Regions from separate parts of the Homo sapiens genome. Here region 1 is linked to region 2. A link is an interaction called in ENCODE POLR2A ChIA-PET data of the cell type or tissue named here. Cell type or tissue: GM12878. All regions are shown on one strand.

Evidence for each region. Peaks named below come from ENCODE experiments on the same cell type or tissue, not always from the same donor. Only the 100,000 strongest peaks of a DNase experiment are listed, where the experiment ranks them.
Region 1: POLR2A ChIA-PET joins it to region 2 with 5 read pairs; 4 of 35 experiments call an interaction of 5 or more read pairs at or near these places.

Annotation. Positions count from the first base shown.
Region 1 is chr10:72,226,575-72,231,574 of GRCh38, reverse strand. It overlaps ANAPC16 (anaphase promoting complex subunit 16), which reads right to left. Exons shown (of 4, transcript NM_173473.4): 3 at 1,135-1,209. Among named protein-coding and RNA genes, the nearest start is that of ASCC1, 13 kb to the right of the region's middle. In GM12878, no CTCF peak of the experiment used is centred here; no DNase peak of the experiment used is centred here; H3K27ac peaks cover 557 bases.
Region 2 is chr10:71,922,636-71,927,635 of GRCh38, reverse strand. No RefSeq gene overlaps it. Among named protein-coding and RNA genes, the nearest start is that of CHST3, 39 kb to the left of the region's middle. In GM12878, no CTCF peak of the experiment used is centred here; no DNase peak of the experiment used is centred here; H3K27me3 peaks cover 120 bases.

The DNA of each region.
Region 1 (5,000 bases), 300 kb before region 2:
AAAAAATAAAAGTCATTTTAAAATAAAATGATCACATTTTCAGGATGTGCCCTATTTTTTTCCAGAGACAGGGTCTCACTCTGTCACCAAGGCTGGAGTATGCCTCCTGGGCTGAAGCGATCGTCCCAACTCAGCCTCCCACGTAGCTGGGACCACAGGCATGCACCACCATTCTCCACTAATTTTTGTATTTTCTTTTTTTAGATATGGGGTTTCACCATGTTGCCCAGGTCAGTCTTGAACTCCTGGGCTCAAGCAGTCTTCCTGCTTCAGCCTCCCAACGTGCTGGGATTAGAGGCATGAGCTACTGCACCCGGCCTGGATGTGCTCTGTTCCTAAAAAAAGTACTCATCCTCTATGCCATAGTGATTTGTGGACTAAAATCCTAGGGTTAGAGGCAATTACAGCTTTTCCCCCTACATAAAGTTTCAATGGAGAAATGGTCTGGAGGGGGAACACAGTTTGTTGATGCAGAAATGAAGGCCTGGTGAGGCCTAATGTAACAGAAAAAGTGTTATCAGGATGTTAGAGTATAGACAGACCAGGAGGTATCGTACAAATACTTGAAGATGATGATGGTAACCAGTGGAGGACAACAGTAAAAGGAGGTTTCAGACAGGAGAGGAAAAAGTAACACAAGAGGAGCAGGAAGCACTGACTCCCTGGAGGACCAACTTTTTTTGTTTTTCAGACAGGGTCTCTGTTGCACAGGCTAGAGTGCAGTGCTGTGATTCCGGCTCATTGCAGCCTCAACCTCCCGGGCTCAAGTGATCTTCCCACCTCAGCCTCCCAAGTAGCTGGGACTACAGGTATGCGCCACCATGCCTGACTAATTTTTTCTTTGTAGAGATGCAGTTTCACCATGTTGGCCAGGCTGGTCTCAAACTCCTGACCTCAAGTGATCCACCCGCCTCAGCCTCCCAAAGTGCTGGGATTACAAACGTGAGCCACTGCACTCGGCCCCAACCTTAAGCCTCAATGTGGACATTATGACTAGATTAAGACCTAGAATGTTCTTTAATTTAGGAAGTCCACTAAAATAGCCTTGCTGAGTTTGGGGATTTTTGTCACAGCCTCATCCACCCCCTAGCAAATTTATTCTCACAGTCAAGTACGCAACACTCATGTGCTTACCATGTTTCACCTGTTTAAGCGTGGATGCCACTTGATAGCTAAAAACAGATTCGCAGAGGAATCTCTCAGAGCCATCTACAAACAAAAGGAGAAAAGGTTTTAATCTGCTCTAAAGGTTTTATGGCTTCTGATAAACCAAGTAAACTTGTCTATTCTTTTCCCTGCTTGTACATTCAGGGTCTAGTTCTCAGTGTTTACAAAGACGGGTTCTGCTTCATTTAGAACTAAGACTGTTATAAAAGCTATTTATTCTATACCTAGAATATTAAAATAGTCCCTCTACTTAAGAGTTTAAAAATAGTGTTTAAAAAAACAAAAACAAGAAACCTCCGTCTGATGTCCTGGTCAACACTTCCCTCCTCCCAACCTGAGAGTTCCTTAATGTTCTCCTGTATGTCAAGCAAACACTGGCAGCTGACACATTTGGCCTTGTGGCTGGCTCCTGTAGTGTCAAAATATAAAGGTTCACCAAAACTCCAAATCATTTTCAGTCTAAAAAACAAAGCTGAGGAAAAAATTGTTGATTTTTAATATATCAAATTACATCACTCTGACAATCACAGAACACTGCTGGGAAATTTCATTCTGTGAACGCAAACTGTAACCTTGATTTTCCAACTGAACCAAAACACTGCAATTTGGATGACGATAAGAGTATGGTGCAAGTTCAGAACCTAGAATTGTACTGGTGCCAAGAACTGCCAACAAGAAGTGGCCAACTCAGTTGCCACAGCACTTGGAAGATGATCATGAAACATAAGCTAGTTCATGTTATTCCTTGTCAGGCAAGGGCTGATACAGCAAAACATATTCTCAAAAATTTACAGCTCACGTAGAAACATTTGATTTTTAAAAAGGTAGCAGAAACCATTTGGGGGATGTACCTTATTGCGAAAATCCTAAAACAAACGGGGAGAGAGGACACAGCTGTCCTTTTTCAGGCAGTACTTCACGTTAGCACTACTAGGCCTCAAGCATTCACCCATCAATCATGGGTTGTTGTGTTGGCCAGGTATTACATGGCAAGCAGACAGGACTAACACATTCTGGCCTCATGCTGAGTTTCACACAAAGGAAACCTTATTTCAGAAGTCACAATAACCAATTAAAAAAAAAAACAACTATAGATACTGTATCCAAAGAGCTTGAATATATAACCAAGAGGGCATCCTTCCAATATCATCTTCAAAGTGATCAAAAAAAAAAAAAAAAGAGAAAAAGAAAAAAATGAAAGTATAATTATTGGGATGTATACTTTTTGTATTCTTCAGAGACAGTGTTACATTCTGTAAATTCAAACTCAGTCTCAAAAAAAAAAGGGGTTTGAATGTCAGCAGTCATTATCCTATTCATATTCTTGCTTAAAAAGTCCAATTATAACTCATATTTTATTTTAGAAAGAGGAAAGCATAGACAATTAGAGTTTACCTCCCAGATGGTTTGATCCTGAACTTTAGGATTACACACAAGGCAGTGGGAATTATAGGCTATAAGGATCAGGCCAAGATGTATATGGAAGCTCCTGAAAGTGCCACCTCTCACTTGCATTTAATCACAGGCACCATTAGGATAAAATAGTTAAGTTGTGATATTTGCATATTTTCCTTGGTAATGAACTTCAAAGCAAAAGGATATAAGCTAAACTTTCAAAAAGGAACCTCTGCATTTCACTCCACCACACTATATGCCTGTGGAACACACTTTTGCTGATTTGCAGCTCCCTATTAACGTCCAAGTCCAATTGCTTCTTAGCCACATCCTATTAGATGTGGTATCAGTACCAGTCTAAAGCCTGGAATTGCTCCAGAACGGAGTCAGCTGGGGGCAATCTCTTCCATTTAGAAACTGTAATCAAACCCTTTGTAACACAGCAGGTAGCAATACATCAGCTTTCCTTGTCAGGGACAAGCACAGGTCATAAACAGGGAAAAGTTTAGTAAATTACCCAAATCTAACACCATAGCCAACTCCAATAAATAAGGATGGTAACAAATACATTAAAAAGAATATTACCTCACAGTAGGCAATTAGACAATGCCAGATAATTTATACTTCAGTGGCTACAATGTCTCTAAAATACAGCCACTGATGGGCTGGAAGGCAGTTTCTAATGTGCTCAGTAATAACTGGGTGAGGACAATTTTGGCCAAGGGCAGGAGAATGCTGCAAACTGCTGTATGCTGCTTATGTGAGGTGTCTGTTATCAGAGAGCAGAGGCACAAAAAAGTTAATTCACAAGGTTAACTACAGGTGATTTGGGTTTACTATCCTAGACTCACAAGGATGTAACATCAAGTTGAACCTTTTGAGATTAAAAACAGCATCCATCCTTGATTCCTAACTGCTTTTGTTCCTTACTCTTGACAGGCAACCCTTCCTGCTCTATTTTCATATCCTTTTTTTTTTTTTTTAAACCAAGTCTCGCTCTGTCGCCCAGGCTGGGGGGCAGTGGCATGATCTCGGCTCACTGCAACCTCCGCCTCCTGGGTTCAAGCAATTCTCTCAGCCTCCTGAGTAGCTGGGACTATAGGCACACACCACGATGCCTTTTTTTTTTTTTTTTTGTATTTTTAGTAGAGGTGGGGTTTCACCATATTGGTCAGGCTGGTCTCGAACTCCTGACCTCAGGTGATCCGCCCACCTCGGCCTCCCAAAGTGCTGGGATTACAGGCGTGAGGCACCGTGCCCGGCCTCTATTTTCATATTCTATTAAACTATTATTGGTCAGGTACATGTGTGTTAGATTTATTGTATAATAGAATAGTATCACCTATAAACATGGTAGAAAATGCTTCCAAATCCAACATCCTTACATTTCAGAGTACTCTTCTCAATTTAATATTCTTGATTTGACCAAGAATATTAAATGGGTTTAGGGGTTGCCATCTCTACATTATTTTTCAGTCTTTAAGTGTAATACTCTTTATATTCTTAAGATTTTAGATTTTTAAAGATTATCTTAATCTTTTTAAGATTTAAGATTATTGGTAAAACTTGAAATGTAAGAAACACAATCAAAACTGTGCACTGTGTATTTATACTTAATATAAATGTATCCTACAACAGAAACACAACACATTTCTCCATGAAGCATATTGAGATGGAATAAAAATGGATAGATCTATAACTCGTTAGAACATCAACATTCAGACTAATCTCAGAAGCCTTTCTTCTTCAATATCTCCACATAATTTGATGTATACTGACAAAGAATGCTGATAGCTTTGAGACTGTGGAGGTACCTCCTGTATTAAATTCCTCTTATAGCTAGAATTTAAATGACTTTAATCTTAGAGCTCCATTGTTGAATATGGATTCTTCTGCTGCTATAAAACTCATTAAGCAATTTAAGTGTCTCCCATTTTTGATTTGTTTTGTGGGAAACTTCCTTAATACTAGGTCTTTGCTGCATATAAATGAAGTCATAATATAGTTTTAGCACCAAATATGGTAACAGGGCCCCAATTGTTCACTACTTCTAACCAGACTCAGTGATACTAACTTGAGTATTTAGTTAACACAATTAAAGAAAATAAAAAGGCAAAGAGAGAAGTACATGTATCACTAATTACATATGCTACCTGGTCATCTACCTCACCACTAGTCATAACCCAAACCAATCCTAGGGAGCTCTATGGTCCCAGAGTCCCCCCGTGGTTTCCTGTCACAAATGATTTTGGGCTTAACCCGTAACTCTTTTTATTATTTCTGATTATTCATCACCCCCAAGGCCAACTATAGTTTGTATCTTTTCTTTTCTTTTTTTTTTTTTGAGACAAGGTCTCCATCACCCAGGCTCGAATGCAGTGATGCGATCACAGCTCACTGCAGCCTCCACCTCCCAGGCTCAGGTGAACCTCCCACCT
Region 2 (5,000 bases):
GAAATTATAAGGAAAAAAAAAAGAAGAGATATAAGGGAAACTTACAGAATAAACAAGATTGAAGGGGAAAAAAAGGAAACCTAAGGGATACTGTATTATATATTTGAAAAACTTCGTATTTTCCTGAAGCTTCAACATCCTCACAAACAGGCTGTGAACACCCCACCCAGGTGGCCAGGTGGCCAGGTGCCCCAGTGTGGGAAGGCTGGTCCCTCCCATAAGTCCCTCTCTCCTTATTCCACAACCCCCATAACTGCGACTTAGGGCCACTCAACACACAATGAAATCTTTATGCCTTTTAGCTCCCCACCTGCTCAGTGGATCCTGGGAGCTGCTTCCCAGTCGCCCTCCATGTGGCATGGTGTATCTCCTGTCTCCAGGACCTGTGAATATAAACCCTTCCACTGCATATGCCTCTCCAAGTGAGATTTCGTAGTTCATTTTGGGATGATACTCAAAGGCTCCATGAGAGGGGCTTACAGCCCATTTACAACACAGGCATATTAGGCAAACACAATGTGTGGACTTCGGCCGGGTGCGATGGCTCACACCTGTAATCCCAGCACTTTGGGAGGCTGAAGTGGGCTGATCACTTGAGGCCAGGAGTTTGAGACCAGCCTGGGCAACATGGTGAAAACCCATCTGTACAACAAATACCCAAATTAGCCGGGCATGGTGGGGTGCACCTGAGGATTGCTTGAGCCTGAGAGACGGAGGTTGCAGTGAACCGAGATCATGCCATTGCACTCCAACCTGGGCGACAGAGCCAAACCCTGACTCAAAAATAAATAAACAAATAAATAAATAAAAATAAAAACAATGCGTGGACTTTATATCTTGATTCAAACAAACTGTATTTTTTTAAAGATTTATAAAATAATTTGGTGAAATATGAATTTTGATGGCATATTTGATGATTTAAGAAACTGTCGTTACATTGTATAGGTGTGATAATGATATTGTGGTTCTGTTTTTGTGAAAAGGAGCCTTTGCCGTATAGAGTTATGTGCGGAAATACAGTTAAAATGATGTGCCTGATGTGTGGGATTCCCTTCCAAACACTCTGAAGAGAGGGAGGCATGGGTGGGTGGGAGTGGGTGGAAGTGTGGATGAAACCTGTGCCTTGTAGTGATCATTGTTGAAGCTGATGATGGGTATGTTGGGCTCATTAGACAATTCCTTTTAGTTTTTTACCTGTTTAAAAATTTCTTCGCTGGGCACAGTGGCTCATGCCTGTAATCCCAGCACTTTGGGAGGCTGAGGTGGGCGGATCACTTGAGGTCAGGAGTTTGAAACCAGCTTGGCCAACATGGTGAAACCCTGTCTCTGCTAAAGATACAAAAAGCAGCTGGGCATGGTGGCAGGCGCCTGTAATCCCAGCTACTCAGGAGACTGAGGCAAGAGAATCGCCAAGAGGCAGAGGTTGCAGTGAGGCAAGATCGCGCCACTGCACTCCTGCCTGGGCGACAGAGTGAGATCCCATCTCAAAAAAAAAAAAAAAAAAAAAAAAAAAATATTTTCTTCAGCCGGATGCGGTGGCTCATGCCTGTAACCCCAGCACTTCGGGAGGCCAAGGAGGGTGGATCACCTGAGGTCAGGAGTTCAAGACCAGCCTGGCCAACATGGCGAAATGCCGTCTCTACCAAAATACAAAAAATTAGCCAGGCGTAGTGGCGGGCGCCTGTAATCGCAGCTACTTGGGAGGCTGAGGCGGGAGAATCACTTGAACCGGGGAGGCAGAGGTTACAGTGAGCCAAGATCGTGCCACTGCACTCCAGCCTGGGCAACAAGAGTGAGATTTCATCTCAAACAAAACAAAACAAAAATTACAAAAAATTGGCTGGGTGTGGTGGCGTGTGCCTGTGGTCCCAGCTACTCAGGAGGCTGAGGCATGAGAATTGCTTGAACCTGGAAGGCGGAGGTTGCGATGAGCCGAGAGACTTTGTCTCAAAAAAAAAAAAAAAAAAAAAACAGGGGTTTCAGCTTCAGGCAGCCCTGAGCTCAAATGCCAGTTCCGCCATATGCTGGCTGTGACCTTTCTGCGTCTCAGGTTCCTCATCTGTAAGATGGGACAATAACGGACTCTACAGCATAGGTACTTAGCACAGGGCTGGCACAGAGTGTGAGACACTTACTGCTACTGTCATTGTGTGAGACGCAGGGAGAGGAATCCCCTTATACCCAGGGACACCACGGAAGGCTTTGCAGGGGAAGGATGCTTAACACAGGTTTTATGGTGATTCCATTTGCCTCCTTCACACCCCATCCACTCTCTGCGCTTCTCAGCTTGCTCTATGCCAAAGGGCTGGGCCTCTACAGGCGGCATTACCTGGGCCCTATCCTCTGGCTTCTAGCTGGACTCAGCCTATGAAACGCACTGGCAGAAGATGGAAGCAGGGAGGTGAGAGAGGTGGGAATATTTACTCCTCCCTGGATCCAGCTCTCCCTGGCTCCAGTAGCCCCCTACCTCTTCTTGCCCCAAAGGCCTCCAAGCTTACCCCAAGTGCTAGTCCCTAGATGGTTCCCATCCCATGTTACCCCCAACCCTGCCCACATCTCTGTCCTCTGTCCTTTCTTGAGAGCATCTTTAGTGTGCCGGGACCTTAACCAAATAAGATTGGAATCGGTGTCCCTGGTGAAAAGGGAACAGCATGTGCAAAGACACAGAGGCATTCATTCATTCACTCATTCATTCATTCATTCATTCATCATGTAGGACTAGCCACATAATTTGTAGGGCCTTGTGAAAAATGAAAATGCAGGTATGTTTGTTCAAATTATTAAGAACTTCAAGACAGCATCAGCAGAGCATACAAGTGCAAAGCCCTTCTAAGCCCAGGGCCCTGTGCAGTTGCACAGGTCGCACACTCACGAAGCTGGCCCCACATTCATCAAAAGTTTGACAAATATCTCGTACAGACCAAGCACTGGACCAAATATTGGGGATACATTGGGACCAAGACAGATAAGAACAGGGACCTTGGAGCAGGCAGACTGGTGGGCAGTAAAGCAGGTCTCACTGCGGGAACTGCAAGAGTTTCAGGGTTGAAATGTAAGGTGTGAAATGGGGAGTGCCTGAGAGACAGAAAGTCCAAGTGCCCCACAGAGTGGTGCTCTGTAGACAGCGAGAGGATTGGATTGCAGGAGGAGAACTAGAGGAACGGAGGCCCTCAGGACCTGTGATGCTCTAGAAGAGAGATGAACAAGGTGTGAGCAGGGCCAGGCAGATGGAGAGGAGGGGACATGAGTTATCTGATTCTAGAAATAACCAGCCGGTGCCCAGTCCTGGGGGACCTAAGGGAACGGTGACCACATGGGACTCCACAGACCAGACTCTGGCCTGCTCACTGATCCACACAGCCTTGGGTGTCTATTATCTCTTAAGGCCTCAGTTTCCCCTTCCACACATCAAGGGCATGGTGCCATAGCTCTGAGCACCCTCCCTGCTTGGGATTCTGCAACACGGAGCAAAACCAAGTGCTCTGTGCTCCAGCTTCGCCTCTGCCCCTCTGACTTCTGTGCACTCACTGGTCTGGTGCGTTTGGAGGATGTGCACATTGGCCAGCAAGTTCTCTGAGCGTTTCCCTTTTTTTTTTTTTTTTCGAGATGGAGTTTTGTTGTTGTTGCCCAGCCTGGAGTGCAATGGCGCGATCTCAGCTCATTGCAACCTCCGCATCCTGGGTTCAAACAATTCTCCTGCCTCAGCCTCCCGAGTAGCTGGGATTACAGACATGTGCCACTATGCCCGGCTAATTTTTGTATTTTTAGTAGAGATGGGGTTTTGCCATGTTGGCCAGGCTGGTCTCGAACTCCTGACCTCGTGATCTGCCCACCTCGGCCTCTCAAAGTGCTGGGATTACAGGTGTGAGCCACTGCGCCTGGCCTCTCTGAGCATTTCTAGAACACCTCCTGTGTGCAGAGCCGGTGTGTCAGTTGGAGCCAGACACACCAATGGCTTGTCCAAGCATTGCCTGTCTCCTCTTGGCTTTCTCTTCTTTCACCTCCCTGATTTCCAGCAGCTCAGGGTGGGAACGTGATGAGAAACATCTGAGTAAAATGGGAAACTCACAGGACTTGGAGCCAGGGGAGTTGGTCCCAGGCCTGCCTCTTCTATTAACTAACTGTGTGACCTTAAGCAAGTGACTTGCCTTCTCTGAGCATCAGTTTCCTCCTCCGTACAATGAGAGAGAACCTGGTGAACTCTGGAGCAGATGAGATCTTTCCTTCCTGCTCCCTTCACTTCTGGGCCACCCTCTCCCAGTGTGCTCCACCCCCTACAGCCAGCGTCTGCGTCTCTTTGTTGAAGGACTGTCCTGGGCTGCATCACCTGCCTGGCCCGTGCTCAGGAGGGAGCCCTGGAAGTACCTGGGAATTCACGCTCTCCTGGGGCAGATTTTTGTCAACAGCTGGCAAGTGGGGAGCCATAGAATTTCCAGCTCCCTTGTCACCTGATCAGGATAACTTTGAGATGTGTCAACCTAAATAACGGAGAGATGCTCTCCAAAAGAAAAGGAATATATTTGGAAATGGAGCATTGCTTTGGGAATATGCAGCCATAGTAAACTATGCGGGTATTCAGGGAGGTAAAAGAAGACAGAGGTTTCTAAGGGAAAAATGAGGAGGATTACATAATGGTCTTGAAATAATTATCCTTGGCTACAAAGATCAGTAACATGGTGACGCCAGTTCAAGTTTGGACAGGCAGTTGCCAGGCAGATGTCCTTGCAGAAAGACTTTTTGTGTAAGGTTGTGATTGGCCTTTCTGCAAGGCTGTGGTTTTGCAGTCTTTTGTGATAATTTTTGTTATCAGGCATACAAGCATGAGAACCATCTCTTCATGGCCTTCTCTGGCTCTATTTGTCAGGTTTTTTTTTTTTTTTTTTCTTTTTTAGTGTTAGTGACTGTTCGGCCAGGCACCATGGCTCACGACTGTAATCCCAGCACTTTGGGAGGCCGGGGTGGAGGGATCACCTGAGGTCAGGAGTTCGAGACCAGCCTGG